Regions from separate parts of the Homo sapiens genome. Here all the other regions are linked to region 1. A link is a contact called in ENCODE Hi-C data. All regions are on one chromosome and are shown on one strand. Each heading gives the region's core, a stretch centred on a gene start or an enhancer-like site at or near the end of the contact. The rest is flanking DNA. Distances are from core to core; before and after follow the strand shown.

Region 1 (3,482 bases), core at 347-2,846:
GTGCACCACAGCAACCCTCAGGGGCTGGGACAAGATGAAAGGTCTGAGAGAGAGAGGTGTTTGAAGGCATGAACATCCAGGGGTAAGACTGACCAGCAAAGAGAATTCCCCAGCAGCCCCAAAAGCTGGCAGTCAGGTTATAAAGCAGAAAGAGATCACTTGCAGTTTAGAAAGCTGACCAGTTAACTACAGAGCATAAAGGGATCCCTGGAGTCTCATTGGCACTTAGAGATCTGCTGAAGGGGAAGTCCTCATATTGTCTTAATGATATCGGAGGCCAGTGGTGACTTATATCTAACTGAAGTTACAAACGAACCCAGACCTAGAACAACTACACATGAGATTGACCTCACCCCAAAACACACACACACACACACACACACACACACACACACACGATCAGCATGACAGAAGGTGGTGCCCCTCATAGGAGAGGTGCTAAATGGAAGTACATGATGGTAAAATCCGTGCATTGTTTGAGAAGTAACAGAATATTTGAATGTAGACCATAACAACTTAAAGATGGATGTCTAAATCCTAGAGCAACCACCAAAAAATAGCACAAAGATATGAGTAAAACAAAAATATAATAAAGGAAAGGAAACGATCAGTTAAAAAATAGTTGGTTCACTCAAAAGAAGGCAGGAAATAAAGACAACAAAGAACAAAGGAGACAAATATTAGGATGACAGACTGAAACCCAAACTATCAATAATTAGGTTAAATGTAAATAGATTAAACAATTCAAGTAAAAGGCAGAAATAGTCAATCTGGATAACACAGCAGAGCCCACCTGTATACTGTTTACAAGATAAATATTTTAAGTATAAAGACTCAGACTTGTGACATATAAAGTAAAAGAGCACATGCAAAAGATAGTTATAAGAAAGCTGGCTTGCTATATTCATATCAAGGTAGACTCCAAGGCAAAGAGTAATACCAGAGATGAAGAGAGACATTTCATAATAATCAAATAATTCATTAACCAAGAAGGTCTAACATCTTGAACATGTATGCAACCTAATCACAAAGCATCAAAATACATGGAGAAAACATTGATGAGTCCCAATCATCCGTAAAGGCAGAAATTGATTAATCACAGTCATAGTTGGAGATTTAACACTTCTAGATAAAACTGGTAGACAATGAAAAATCAGAAAGGCTATAGAAGATTTGAACAGCACTACCAACCAATTTGACCTTATTAACATGCGTGAAATACTAACTACATTAAACATCTGCAGACCACACACATTCTAAGAAAGGGTTCAGAGAGGAGAAGGAACGCTGGAGGAAGGAAGACCAAGCAGGTGATGGCTGAAGAAGAAATTTAACTGGTAGGAAGTGTGGAAAACCAAAGTGTTGAATAGAGAGTGCGATGTAAGCCCTTTTCTCCTTCTCCTCGTTAAATGTCTACATTACTCGATGCACTCTACGAGGTGGACTTTGTTTTGGAGATATGAAAAGGTAGACTCCTATTTTGTGGTTGTTGTGGGGTGAAACTAGAGGCTTCCTGTGAGAAGTCAACCATATCGGGCTATGGTTCTGAGTCCCACCCAGGATGTTTAAGGCAGAGGAGCCACTTTCAGCTCAGACACAAGACAGGTGAATGCCTTCATCATGACTGCCAGAGAGGGAGGAGGCCAACCTGGCACCACCATGGAGGTCCTCAAATCTACCACCCTGGCAGAGGCGAGCTGTGAGATGGCCCTGGCTTTTGTGGGACCACCTTCTGAAGGTCATCTGGAACTGGATGAGAAGTGCTCAAGGATATAAGGTTAGGAGCAGTTTCTCCAAGAAACTCCCTCATAAAACCACAGGAAGATGGTGTTTGAGCTAGTTTTGATGGAGACACTTAAGCTCTTGAGAAACTGGATTATTTCCTGGAAGGGGAAACAGGACCACTGCAGAGAGGCCTGAGTGAATTTCACTCCCTGGCTCCAGCCTCATCTGCTGCTGCAGGTTGACCTGGAGCCTGGAGTCCTTCTGTGGGGCTTACAGTGCAGCCAGCACTGCCCGAAGCTGTAGACACTTAGGGAAGGGGTGAGTACTACCAAGGTGAGGACTACTTAGGCAGCCTTGTGTTGTGAGTAGACTAAGCAGCAGAAATGCTACAGAGTGGGCCAGGCCCAGGGGTGAAGAAGCAACAAATCAGTGGAATGTTTGCAATGTTTTGGTCTTAGGAATTATACCAGGCCTCAAAGTCACAAAGCCTCTCTGTGGTCGAACGCCAGCCAGCCCTCACACAGGCATATGGTGGTGTGGGGAGATGCTGGGATCCATGTGGCAAGCTCCTGACCACACATCAACAGAGGGGTCAAAGACCCTCTGTGTCAGACTTGAGGAACTTGTAGAGAGTCATAAGCTGGGTAAATACAATTTTGAAAATCAGGCCTAGGGGAGTGTTTATAGCAAAATAGCAAGAAGAAAAATTTAGGCTTCACCAGCAACCGGGAAGGCTCCTAGATTCTCCTTGACTGTGGAGGAAAAGGTTGAAAGGAAGACCAAGGTAAGGAGACTCAAAGGGAACGGAAATCTTAAAGGGTTATTGGTTAAGTTGCTCACTGTCTGGTACATGATGGAGCCACCCTGTGCCATCTGCCTCTTACAAGCCTCAGGAAAGTCTAGAAGGTTCCTTTGGCTGGAGGAGAAAATGGGAGGCTGAGCCCTGTGGGCTTCAAGGCTGCCACAGTGGAGCTACACATGGATTACACAAATCACAGGGATCCACTTTGTGGAAGGAAATCCACTTTCTCCATTTTTTAACATTGACAGAATCCTAAAAATTAAATAGATCAATCTATGAAGTATGCAGCTCATTTGGAGCTCATGACAGACAAATGAAAATGCAAGGGCAAAGAAAATACACCAAATGCTGTCAGAAGCTGAGCCAACCATATTCTCTTGTCCTGTGTGTTCGTTTGCTAAGGTTGCCTCGTAACTAAGTACCACAGACTGGGTGGCTCAAACCATAGAAATTTATTCTTCTCACAATTCTGGAGGCTGGAAGTCCAAGATTAAGATGTCAAGAGGGCTGATTTCTTCTGACACCCCTCTCTTTGGCTTGCAGATAGCTGTCTTCTCCCTGTGTCCTCACATGGTCTTCCTTCTGTGTGGAAGGAAGACATGTCTGTGTCTGTGCCCAAATTTCCTCTTCTTATAAGGACACTACCCTAATGATCTCATTTTCATTTAATTACTTCTTTTCTTTTCTTTTTAGATGGAGTCTAGTTCTGTCGCCAGGCTGGAGTGCAGTAGCGCGATCTCAGCTCACTGCAACCTCCACCTCCTGGGTTCAAGTGATTCTCCTGCCTCAGCCTCCCAAATAGCTGGGATTACAGGCACGTGCCACCACACCCAGCTAATTTTTGTATTTTTAGTAGAGATGAGATTTCACCACGTTGGCCGGGATGGTCTCGATCTCCTGATCGTGTGATCTGCTCACCTCAGCCTCCCGAAGTGCTGGGATTACAGGCATGAAC
Region 2 (3,482 bases), core at 356-2,855, 680 kb before region 1:
CCCTCTGTCTCCCAGGCTGGAGAACAGTGGCACAATCAGGGCTCACTGCAGCCTCGACCTCCCAGGCTCAAGCGATCCTCCCTCCTCAGGACTCCCTCCAGCTCCCCCACCACGAAATAGCTGGGACTACAGATGAATGATGCAGTATTTTGGGGTGACGGGGTATGGGGGTGGGTGTTTGAACTCTGTCACTCAGTGTTTGTGAGATTCATTCATGATGTTGTGTATAACAGTAGTTCACCTGCATTGCTCTATCAATGTGCCATGATTTATTTATATGAATTGGTATGGATATACTACCAAGTATTTATCCATTGTATTGTCGATGGTCATCTGGGTTGTTTCCAGTTTGAGGCTTTTACAAATAATGCTGCTAGAAATATTCTTGCCCGTGCTTTTTTATGCTTATGGGTATGCATCTTCTTTATGGCTTGGTGATACCAGCGTCAGGAAGATGTGCTCCTATGTTAGTTTCCCTAAGTTTCACGCTACTATGGAAAGAGACCACCATTTCTGCTGTCCTTCCCAGCTTCTCCCCCACCTCCCCTTTTCCCTAGTTTATAAGACAGGAGAAAAGAGAGAAAGCAAAAAGTTGGAAAAAAACAGAAGTAAGATAAATAGCTAGACGACCTTGGCGCCACCACCTGGCCCTGGTGGTTAAAATAATAATAATAATATTAACCCCTGACCAAAACTACTGGCGTTATCCGTAAATTCCAGACATCGTATGAGAAAGCACTGTAAAACTTCTTGTTCTGTTAGCTGATGTATGTAGCCCCCAGTCACGTTCCTCACGCTTACTTGATCTATCATGACCCTTTCACGTAGACAGACCCCTTAGCGTTGTAAGCCCTTAAAATGGCTAGGAATTTCTTTTTCAGGGAGCTCGGCTCTTAAGACGCGAGTCTGCCGACGCTCCCGGCCGAATAAAAACCTCTTCCTTCTTTAATCCGGTGTCTGAGGAGTTTTGTCTGCGGCTCCTCCTGCTACACTACCTTTCGCACTTAGAGATACAATTGATCTGGAGTTCAGAGCTGTGTGTGATGGGAGGTAGGGGGCCAAGTTCCCTTTTTTCTTTTCCCTACGTGGATATCCCTTTGACCGAGCACCATTAACCAAAAATAGTTCCTTCCTGTGCTCTGCAGCCCCGCCTCTGAAATAAATTGTCCATACACGTGTATTTTTGTTTCTGGTCTCTATCTTATGTTCCACTGGTCTTCCTACTTTGCTTTTCTTTTTCAAGATTTTTTTCTGGCTGTTCTTGACCCTCTGAGTTTCTACATAGTCTTCAGGCCCCTATCTGGGTGCACTTCCTGGTATCCCAGCATCTGACATGTGCCTGGCGCGCAGCAGGAACTCACGGCTGGCTGTAGCCTGGATGCATCAGAGACGATGGCAAACCCTTCTCACACGTGCCAGGTTCCAGCAACCCACCCTAGCCCCGCAATTCCTCCTCGCTCACTCCCACCCCCTGCAGCGCACCCGCAAACGGCAAGGAGGCGTGCCCGCCGCGGCGCGCGTCACTTTCCCCCGGACCGACTGGCTCCGCCGCGGCTCTCCCCGCCCCCGCCTCCGCCTCCACGTCTTGGGGCCGGGCCGGAAGGCAGATCTCACCGCCTGCTTCCCTCTGCAGCGGTAGCACAAGCTCAGCGATGGCGGCTCCAGAAGGCAGCGGTCTAGGCGAGGACGCCCGGCTGGACCAGGAGACCGCCCAGTGGCTGCGCTGGGACAAGGTGAGGGGCACCAGCAGGCGGGGAGCGCCTGGAGCGGGGCCGGGTGCTCTGCCCTCTCCAGGCGCGGCGCTGCTTGCTCTGCCTGAGCTGCCTTCCCGCCCAGTGCATCCCGCTTCTCCCCCGGGAAGACCCAGGAGCGTACGGCCGCTGCTAGGCTTCCTTCGACCTGGCCGGCATGCGGCACGTTCAGAGTTAGGCCGGGAAGGCTTGTCCCCGGACGAAACCAGCCATCCGGCCGGCCGGACTGCAAGTTCGGAGTAGAGGAGCGAGCCAGGGTGGTGTAAGCGCGGCCAGACCCTGGACGCTGTCTAGTTGAGGGGCGCACGCCTTACTGTCACTCAGACCGCTGGCTCGTCGTCGGTAGTCGGCTGTGCATCCCCATGGACCCAGAATCGCTCCGTCCCGCGTATTCCTTTGGCCGCTGAGACCTTTGCAGAGCAGCGTTCTGGTCCGGTCCTCCCATCCCGAGGGCTTGGTTACAAACGTGGGTTGTCCTCCCGGGTGGGCCCGCCTGGCTTCAGGAGTCCCCCTTAGAACTTTGACTGCCAGGGAGGCACACCTGGGACACAGCACGGTTTTCTCTCTCTTCATTCCGTTTCTTAGAATCAGGAACCCAGCTCTGGACATCACTCCCTCTCCTCTCTATAAACTTGCGTCTCGCCCTTTCGACCTGTTCTGCTTGCTGTTAGGTTTTCTCGGAATGTCCCTCGCTGCTCTCCTGCTGAACTTGTTTCTCCCGTTGTGACTCATATTTTGTGCCTGAACTTAAATGTGGCTTACGTAGAGAGTCAGTCCTTCCTTGGCTCCGAAGCGTTAAATTATTTATCCCTAATATTCACTCTAAACAGTCTGTTATTTTCCTTTATAGCTCTTACTACAAATGGTAAAAACAAAAAACTCCAAAAACACTTGTTTGTAGGTTTGTTTAATGTCTGTCTCCAGGGCCGACTTCAGGGGCGAGAGACCCCTGCAGTCTCACAGGACTCGCGCTCCTTGAAGGGCCCACTGTTGTTTTAATGTCCTGCTGTCCTGTCTTGAAAGTCTTACTGGTAAAACAAGAGGTCACCCACTTTCATTGTGCACTGGACCTCCATAAATTATGTGGCCAGGCCTCTCTATTCTCACTACCTTGGTTTGTAGTGCCTGGCATAGGCATAGTGCATGACACATAGTAGGTCACTGAAATACTTGAATGAACAAAGAAGATTACAAGGTCAGTAGGGGTCAGGTCTTTGTCTTTATTTACCATTCTCTGGCCCCTACAAATAAAATGTCAGCAAATCCCATTTCCAGGATGCTATTGGCAACTCCTTGGGGGCGTTTTTCTTTTCCTGGGAAGATAACCTTGTGATTCACAAGGGAAGAAAAATGTTTCCATTTCTGATAACTTGTAGCTTGCAGAGTACAGAATTCTTTTGAAGTCAGAGTTCATAATGCACTTTCTCTAAGAAGAAGAAGAAAACAATCTAATTTCTACACAGTGTTGCATCTGTGTATAGAAAAATTGTATTTCTCTGGGTAGAGATGAGATGTCCTTTTTTTTTTTTAATCACTTCTCATGTTCTATCCTCTGTTAATTTCTTCTTTGCTTTGAGACTGGCACCTGAGAAGAAGCCCATTCATTCTCCAGTGAACCTCCCACCAGCTAAAAGCATTGCAGCCCTCTAGTCAGACTACCCCCGGCGACTGGCAAGGCGCCCTGGCAGGTGCCCTCTGTCTTTCCACCGTGCCTTCATCCCTGCTCTTTTC
Region 3 (3,482 bases), core at 305-2,804, 540 kb before region 1:
GACAGAGTTCCGCTCTTGTCGCCCAGTCTGGAGTGCAATGGCACAATCTCGGCTCATGGCAACCTCCACCTCCTGGGTTCAAGTGATTTTCCTGCCTCAGCCTCTGGAGTAGCTGAGATTACAGGCATCCACTACCACCATGCCTGGCTAATTTTTGTATTTTTGGTGGAGATGGGGTTTCACCACGTTGGCCAGGCTGGCCTTGAACTCTTGACCTCGGGTGATCCACTGCCTCAGCCTCCCAAAAAGTGCTGGGATTACAGGCATGAGTCACCACACCCAGCCAAAACTATCCCTTTTAAGTGTGGGATCCATTATTACAAAGGCCCAGTGACTTAACTTACCTAAAGTCATTCAATCATCATCACACAGCGGGATTTACCAAAATTAAGATGTAATTTACATTCTGTAACATTTTGGTATTTAGTAAATCCACAAATTTTGGTATTTAGTATATTAATGTAACCATCATCACCATCTAATTCCAAAACATTGTCATCACTGCAAAAAGAAACCCTGCACCCATTAGCAGTCTCTCCCTATTTTCTCCTCTCTCCAGCCCCCGGTAACTACTAGTCTATTTTCTGTCTCTATGGATTTGCCTGTTCTGGATATTTCATATAAATAGAATCATACAGTATGCAGTCTTTTGTAACTGGCTTATTTCAATTGGCATAGTGCTTTCAAGGTCCATCAGTGCTGTGGCATGTATCAGTACTTCATTACTTTTTATAGCCAAATAATATTCCATTGTGTGGATATACCATATCTTGTTGATCCATTCATCAGTTGAAGGGCAGCTGGGTTGTTTCCACTCTTGGGAGTTGTGCTGCTGTGCACATTCATGGACACATTTTTACATGGGCATATATGTTTTCAATTTATGCAGAGGGATTTTTAGTATTAGATTTTCAGGATTTGGTATTATCCTTGGCAAATATGGGTTTCTTTGGAAACAAATTTTTCTGTTTGTAAGAGATGATTGCATATCATCAAACTTACACTAACATTCCCTCTCCACTATGAAGCTCTGATTTCTGTCCTATCTCCTCCTATGCAAGGCCTGATTTCCAGAGAACGTTAATCTTCTAAGCCTTTCTCCATGCGGATCCTTCTTCCTGGAAAGCCCATTCCCTCTCCACCTTCTGTAAATGGCCTGAAACCAGCCAGGAAGCTGGGTTTTCCTTTGCAGCCTGAAGTTATTTTCCTTCCTCTGGGAACTCATCGAAGCTTCACCTGGACTTTGAGGGAAAATAACTTCAGGCTTTTGTCACTCTTTTCCCTGCCTGAGCTTCCCTGCTACCCTCTATGCCCCTTGAGGGCAGGATTCTGGTCTGACTCCATTTTGCTATTTCCTGCAAGGACTTCTGTGGCTTTCCAAAATAGGTGCTAATGAATATTCATATTTGTGAACTGAATTCCTGATCCATTGCCAAGTGGTTCTGATTCACTTGAAACCCAGTTGAACTTCCTTGTAGAGTTTGTATTACAATGGCTCTATTTTTAACCAGGTCTTAGGGTGGGGAGGAGCAAGCTGGCAGAGTGAGGTCATTCTTTTGCATGTGTCCCTGCCTCACTGGCCCCCCCCACTAGAGGGCAGCCTGCCTGGCATCACCTCCTAAACTTACAGGAGGTTTTGCCGCCCTTGCTTCTTGTTCCTCCTCAAAAGAAGAAATTGGCAGAAGAGCTGGGGCAGGAGTGTCAGGGTTTGTTTTGGTGGGGATATGGTCAGGCTTAGTAGGGAAGCAACTCTTCCAGTTCCCAGACCGGCCCCCCTGCCTTTCAAGTCCTCCGTTAATGTCTCAGGAGTGCTGAGATGGTGAGACATTAAAGCATCCTTTTAAAGTTACTTAGACAACAATTTGAGATTTCTGTAGGGATACTGTATTAGTCTATTCTTATGCTGTTAATAAAGACATACCTAAGACTGGGTAATTATAAAGGAAAGCGGTTTATTGACTCACAATTCCACGTGGCTGGGGAGGCCTCAAAATCATGGTAGAAGGCAAGAAGGAGCAAGTCACATCTTACACGGCAACAGACAGGAGAAGAATTGAGAGCCGAACAAAAAGGGTTTTGCCTTATAAAACCATCAGATCTCATGAGACTCATTCACTACCATGAGAACAGGATGAGGGAAATCACCCCCATGATTCAGTTATCTCCCACTGTGTCCCTCCCACAACTCATGGGAATTATGGGAGCTACAATTCAAGATGAGATTTGGGTGGGGACACAGCCAAACCATATCAGATACTATCGTGTTTAGATCTCTGCAGTCCTATTTGGATAGCCTATTGCTTTCCACAGAGCAACTATATATATATATTTTAAAGTAAAGGATCTAAAACTGTAAGAGTGGTTCTTGATCCTGGCTGATAATCAGAATCACTTGCTAGAATATATTTCTAAGCTTTAAGTAAACCCAGAGTCAACATTATGGGTCAACACCAATAATGACCTCTGTGGCTGAATTCAGTGGGCTGACACATTTGACTTGGCTAGGTGGAGTGTTTTAATAATTGAGAATGCATTCTCTAAGATGCTGTAGTTACTTCATTCTTTATCCTCTCACACCTTGCCCTCTTCACACATTTATATGACCTGCTTGCTCTTTGAGGTCTCTGAGAATTTGACCTTTGCTCCAAAACAGCCCAATCATCTGAGACCCTCTACTCTCTCTCTCACTTGGCCACCTTCCCATTACAGGTGACTCTGATAGACAATCAGGGCTGGAAACTATCAGTGTCTTTGAGCAATGACTATTCTGTCTGCAGAGGTTCTCAATTCTGACTGCATGAGAGAAACACCTTGGAGATGTTAAAAATTACTGATGCCTGGCTGGGTGCGGTGGTTCATGCCTGTCATCTCGCACTTTGGGAGGCTGAGGCGGGTGGATCACCTGAGGTAGGGAGTTTGAGAGTAGCCTGACCAACATGGAGAAGCCCTGTCTCTACTAAAAATACAAAATTAGCCAGGTGTGACAGTGCATGCCTATAATCTCAACTACTCAGGAGGCTGAGGCATGAGAATCACTTGAACCCAGGAGGCGGAGGTTGTGGTTAGCTGAGATCGTGCCATTGCACTCCAGCCTGGGCAACAAAAGGGAAACGCCGTTTCAAAAAAAAAAAAAAAAAAAGATTACTGATGCCCAGTATACGTACAATCCTTTCAGGGTAGCATATGCAGTTCCTTGTGGGAAGGATATATTTTTCAGATGGGTGGGAGAGTAGTATTTTACAGAAAATAGTGTATTTGAATAGGCCAGGCGCAGTGGCTCATGCCTGTAATCCCAGCACTTTGGGAAGCCGAGGCGGGCGGGTCACCTGAGGTCAGGAGTTCGAGACCAGCCTCAACATGGAGAAACCCCGTCTCTACTAAAAATACAAAATTAGCCGTGCGTGGTGGTGCATGCCTGTAATCCCAGCTACTCAGGAGGCTGAGGCAGAAGAATTGTTTGAACCTGGGAGGCGGAGGTTGCA
Region 4 (3,482 bases), core at 670-3,169, 520 kb after region 1:
TCTCTGTGCTTCATCTATCTTCTTTCTGCTCACCACTGCCCCAGAAGGCCATGCTTCTCACTTTGAGAAACAAAAACTAAAAGAACTACATGTCTGCCCCAAAATGAAAACCTTTAACATGCTCCTGTAGTCACCAGTTCTCATAAAATACTAACCAATAGTTAATTAAGTCATTTTTGGGATGATTACCTGGTTTTTATTAGATCCAACCTGATTTTTAAGAGGTGCTAGGTGTAGATCGATAGCTAGCTAGCTAGCTAGATAGATATATAGATAGAACCTACTCCGGATAACTATTAAATGAGCTTACTCTCAGCCCACAATATCTTAAAAATAGATTATCTTTATTCTAACTATTCTCTTTATAACACATTTTCACCCAGTGGAATCAAGCACTGAAAATATGTGCTATGATTGCTTCATCTAAGTAACATAATGCCAGAAAACCAAATTGTAGTCATAGTGTTTATTTAGCAAAAATATTTTTAACTCGCTACTTAGCATCATGTAAATGCAACATCAAATAATCACTGAAATATGTCATCAAATATAATTAGCAAAAATATTTTTATCTGGCTATTTAGCATTACATATATGCAACAATAAATATTCATTGCAGCAAATAATCAAATATGAGTTTTTCTCTGATTTTAATCAAATTCATATAAAGACTATTTAATGATAGAATACAGCCTTTTCTTTTCACCTTTTCTTCTTATTAAATGCTAGGGAGCACAATTACCATTTGAACCTCACATTAATAAATTTTCAAGTCCTTTGCTAACATCAAAATAGTTTAAATTTATACCTATTTATTTTCCTAATCTAGGTTTCAGCAATTATATCACAATTTTCTGAAACGTTCACAAAGTTAATTTTGTTCCATTTTTCTCCAGTTACAAATACATACACATACATCTGTTTAAATTTCCACTCACCTTATTTTGATTGTATTTTCAAAATATATAAACGCTTTTTCTTGTCAAAAGGTGACGGTAAGTTATCTGTGTGAAATAGTTGTAGTAAAGGGAATTCTAGCATTTTTAACACAATAAATATCACTTTCTTCATTAAAGAATTCCAAAATGTAAAAAGCATACTTAAAGCTGCTTTGGGCCAGGCACAGTGGCACAAGCCTGTAATCTCAGCATTTTGGGAGGCCGAGGTGGGTGGATCACAAGGTCAGGAGTTCAAGACCAGTTTGGCCAACATGGTGAAACCGTGTCTCTACTAAAAATACAAAAATTAGCCAGGCATGGTGGTGGGCGCCTGTAATCCCAGCTACTCGGAGGCTGAGGCAGGAGAATTGCTTGAATCCGGCAGGCAGAGGTTGCAGTGAGCCAAGATTAGGCCATTGCACTCCAGCCTGAGCGACAGAGACTCCATCTCAAAAAAAAAAAATAAAAAATAAAAAAATAAAAAAAAACTGCTTTGAAGAAAGTGTTTCAAAGAGCAAAATCATGATGCAATTATTGTAATCTCAATGTCTGAAATCTAGACTACAGATTTTAAATATTTTCATTTTTAGGTATGCTATGATAATTAAGTACTATGAATTAGGTTACTGTACTATATAACAGTCAACTAAAATTGCAATCTTGTTTTATTAGTTTTTCAGATCTAGAACTTCAGCCTATGCAGCATGTGTCCAAAAAGAGGATCTTTTCTGTAACCACTAGCTGACACTAATTTTTTTAAATTAAGAAAGGAAAGCTAGATTACAATTATATACTCACCTTTCGGTGTCTTGAAATATTCCGGCAAAATTAAAATGAATGTGATCACTATTGCCACAAATAATTTAAGGAGGGCTGTTTTTGTCATGTCTCTTCACATGACACAAATGTGTTCCCTTGCAGTACATTCATGGTATGTTGCTTCCTGCTTTAAGTTTATCTCTGCAGCACTTTAGGTTAATGCAGTTCACCTCATACTCACTTCCTTTTGAGTAAGACTTAAAAAAAAAAAAAGGTCTTGAACTGAGACTTCACTTTTGAGTCACTTCCCATTAAAAAAAAAAACTACCCCCCAAATAAGCACTTTCAGACCATTTATTTGTCTTTCTAAGCAAGAAAGGTAAATAAATGATCTCAAGAAGCAAGGGGATCTTCTCCCCACCCAATTTATAAATATAAACCCACAGTATACTCACAAAAATAAAACGGTGGGCTGGGCGAAGTGGCTCACATCTGTAATCCCAGCACTTTGGGAGGCCAAGGCAGAAGGATCACTTGAGTTCAGGAGTTTGAGTCCAGACTGGTCAATAGAGCAAGCCCTCCTCTCTACAAAAATAATTTTAATATAGCTAGGTGTGGTGGTGCACTCCTGTAGTCCCAGCTACTCAGGAAGCTGAGGATCACTTGAACCCAGAAATTTGAGACTGCAGTGAGCCATGACAGGCCACTGCACTCCAGCCTGGGTGACAGAGTGAGATCCCTTCTCAAGAGAGAAAGAAATAAAAGGGTGAATGTCAGTCATGTCTAGGTTGCATGCACATGACTCATTCATTTACTTATTAAATGATTGTCGATCCTGTTTGGTGCCAGGTGCTGTGCTGAATTCTGGTGTTCAGAAAATAGTACATCTAGAAGATAGAAACATTTTAACCATTGCCAATTTAAAAGGAAAAAAAAGTATTGTTTAATTTGCATTTGTTTGGTTGACAGTAATTCTAAAGATTTTTAATATTTGCTGGCAATTTGAATTTCTTTTGTTAATTGCATGTTCATGTCTTTTATTGCAGCATTTATATCCTTCCTGTTGATCTATAAGACTTTTTTCTCTATTGGGAATATGAAATCTTTGCATATGTTTTGCAAACATTTTTCCCAGGTTGTCATTTGCCTTTTCATTTTGTATATGGTGGGAGTTTTTCCACCCAACTATTTTGTAACAGAGTATAAAACACGTACCTAAAAGTTTTATGCAGAGAAACACAGTTCTTCATTGTATTTCTAATATTACACGAAATAATGTATAGTTTATCAATTTAATCATTTATTCTTTTGTTTTTGTTTTTTGTTTTTTGAAACGGAGTCTCAATCTGTCTCCAGGCTGGAGTGCAGTGGTGCAATCTTGGCTCACTGCAACCTCTGCCTCCCAGATCCAAGTGATCCTCCTGCCTCAGCCTCCTGAGTAGCTGAGACTACAGGCATGCACCACCACGCCCAGCTAATGTTTTGTATTTTTAGTAGAGACGGGGTTTCACCATGTTAGCCAGGATGGTCTCGATCTATTGACCTCGTGATCTGCCCACCTCAGCCTCCCAAAGTGCTGCAGTTACAGGCGTGAGCCACCAAGCCCGGTCTCATTTATTCTTAAATACAAAGTTTACTTGCAGCCTGATTTTGGCTTCCTGAAATGCACCAAAACTCGGTCATCTCCCTTGAAGTGGCAACATCTGACTCTCTAACATCCTGTTAGGGTTGATGATAATACTAATGGCCCACATCTCCATAGTTTTGTTTTACAATTTCCAAAGC

The links. Hi-C counts contacts between places; a loop is a spot of excess contacts on that map. Pooled maps may share reads with other maps.
Region 2: a pooled map shows a loop between it and region 1 (2.5-fold over the local background). The contact joins the promoter of PGM2 here to the promoter of LINC01259 in region 1. A Hi-C loop is called at or near these places in 4 of 50 pooled maps.
Region 3: a map with no recorded cell type shows a loop between it and region 1 (2.6-fold over the local background). The contact joins the enhancer-like site here to the promoter of LINC01259 in region 1. A Hi-C loop is called at or near these places in 5 of 37 single-sample maps with no recorded cell type and 3 of 50 pooled maps.
Region 4: a loop to region 1 is called in a pooled map, with 3 times the contacts of the local background. The contact joins the promoter of TMEM156 here to the promoter of LINC01259 in region 1. A Hi-C loop is called at or near these places in 1 of 168 maps with a recorded cell type or tissue (CD4-positive, alpha-beta memory T cell), 1 of 37 single-sample maps with no recorded cell type and 4 of 50 pooled maps.

Annotation. Positions count from the first base shown.
Region 1 is chr4:38,508,171-38,511,652 of GRCh38, forward strand. LINC01259 (long intergenic non-protein coding RNA 1259) reads left to right here and starts at 1,597. Exons shown (of 3, transcript NR_149076.1): 1 at 1,597-1,777. All of the region lies in intron 1 of LINC01258 (long intergenic non-protein coding RNA 1258), which reads right to left.
Region 2 is chr4:37,825,081-37,828,562 of GRCh38, forward strand. PGM2 (phosphoglucomutase 2) reads left to right here and starts at 1,606. Exons shown (of 14, transcript NM_018290.4): 1 at 1,606-1,733. The coding sequence starts at 1,653. RefSeq lists enhancers at 75-244, 1,277-1,778, 1,779-2,278 and a silencer at 1,489-1,788.
Region 3 is chr4:37,969,362-37,972,843 of GRCh38, forward strand. The region is part of intron 2 of TBC1D1 (TBC1 domain family member 1); the gene reads left to right. Among named protein-coding and RNA genes, the nearest start is that of PTTG2, 11 kb to the left of the region's middle. Within about 2 kb of position 1,555, at least 8 of the 41 ENCODE cell types and tissues checked have a DNase peak (open chromatin) inside an H3K27ac peak, as active enhancers do.
Region 4 is chr4:39,030,490-39,033,971 of GRCh38, forward strand. TMEM156 (transmembrane protein 156) reads right to left here and starts at 1,920. Exons shown (of 7, transcript NM_024943.3): 1 at 1,737-1,920. The coding sequence starts at 1,824.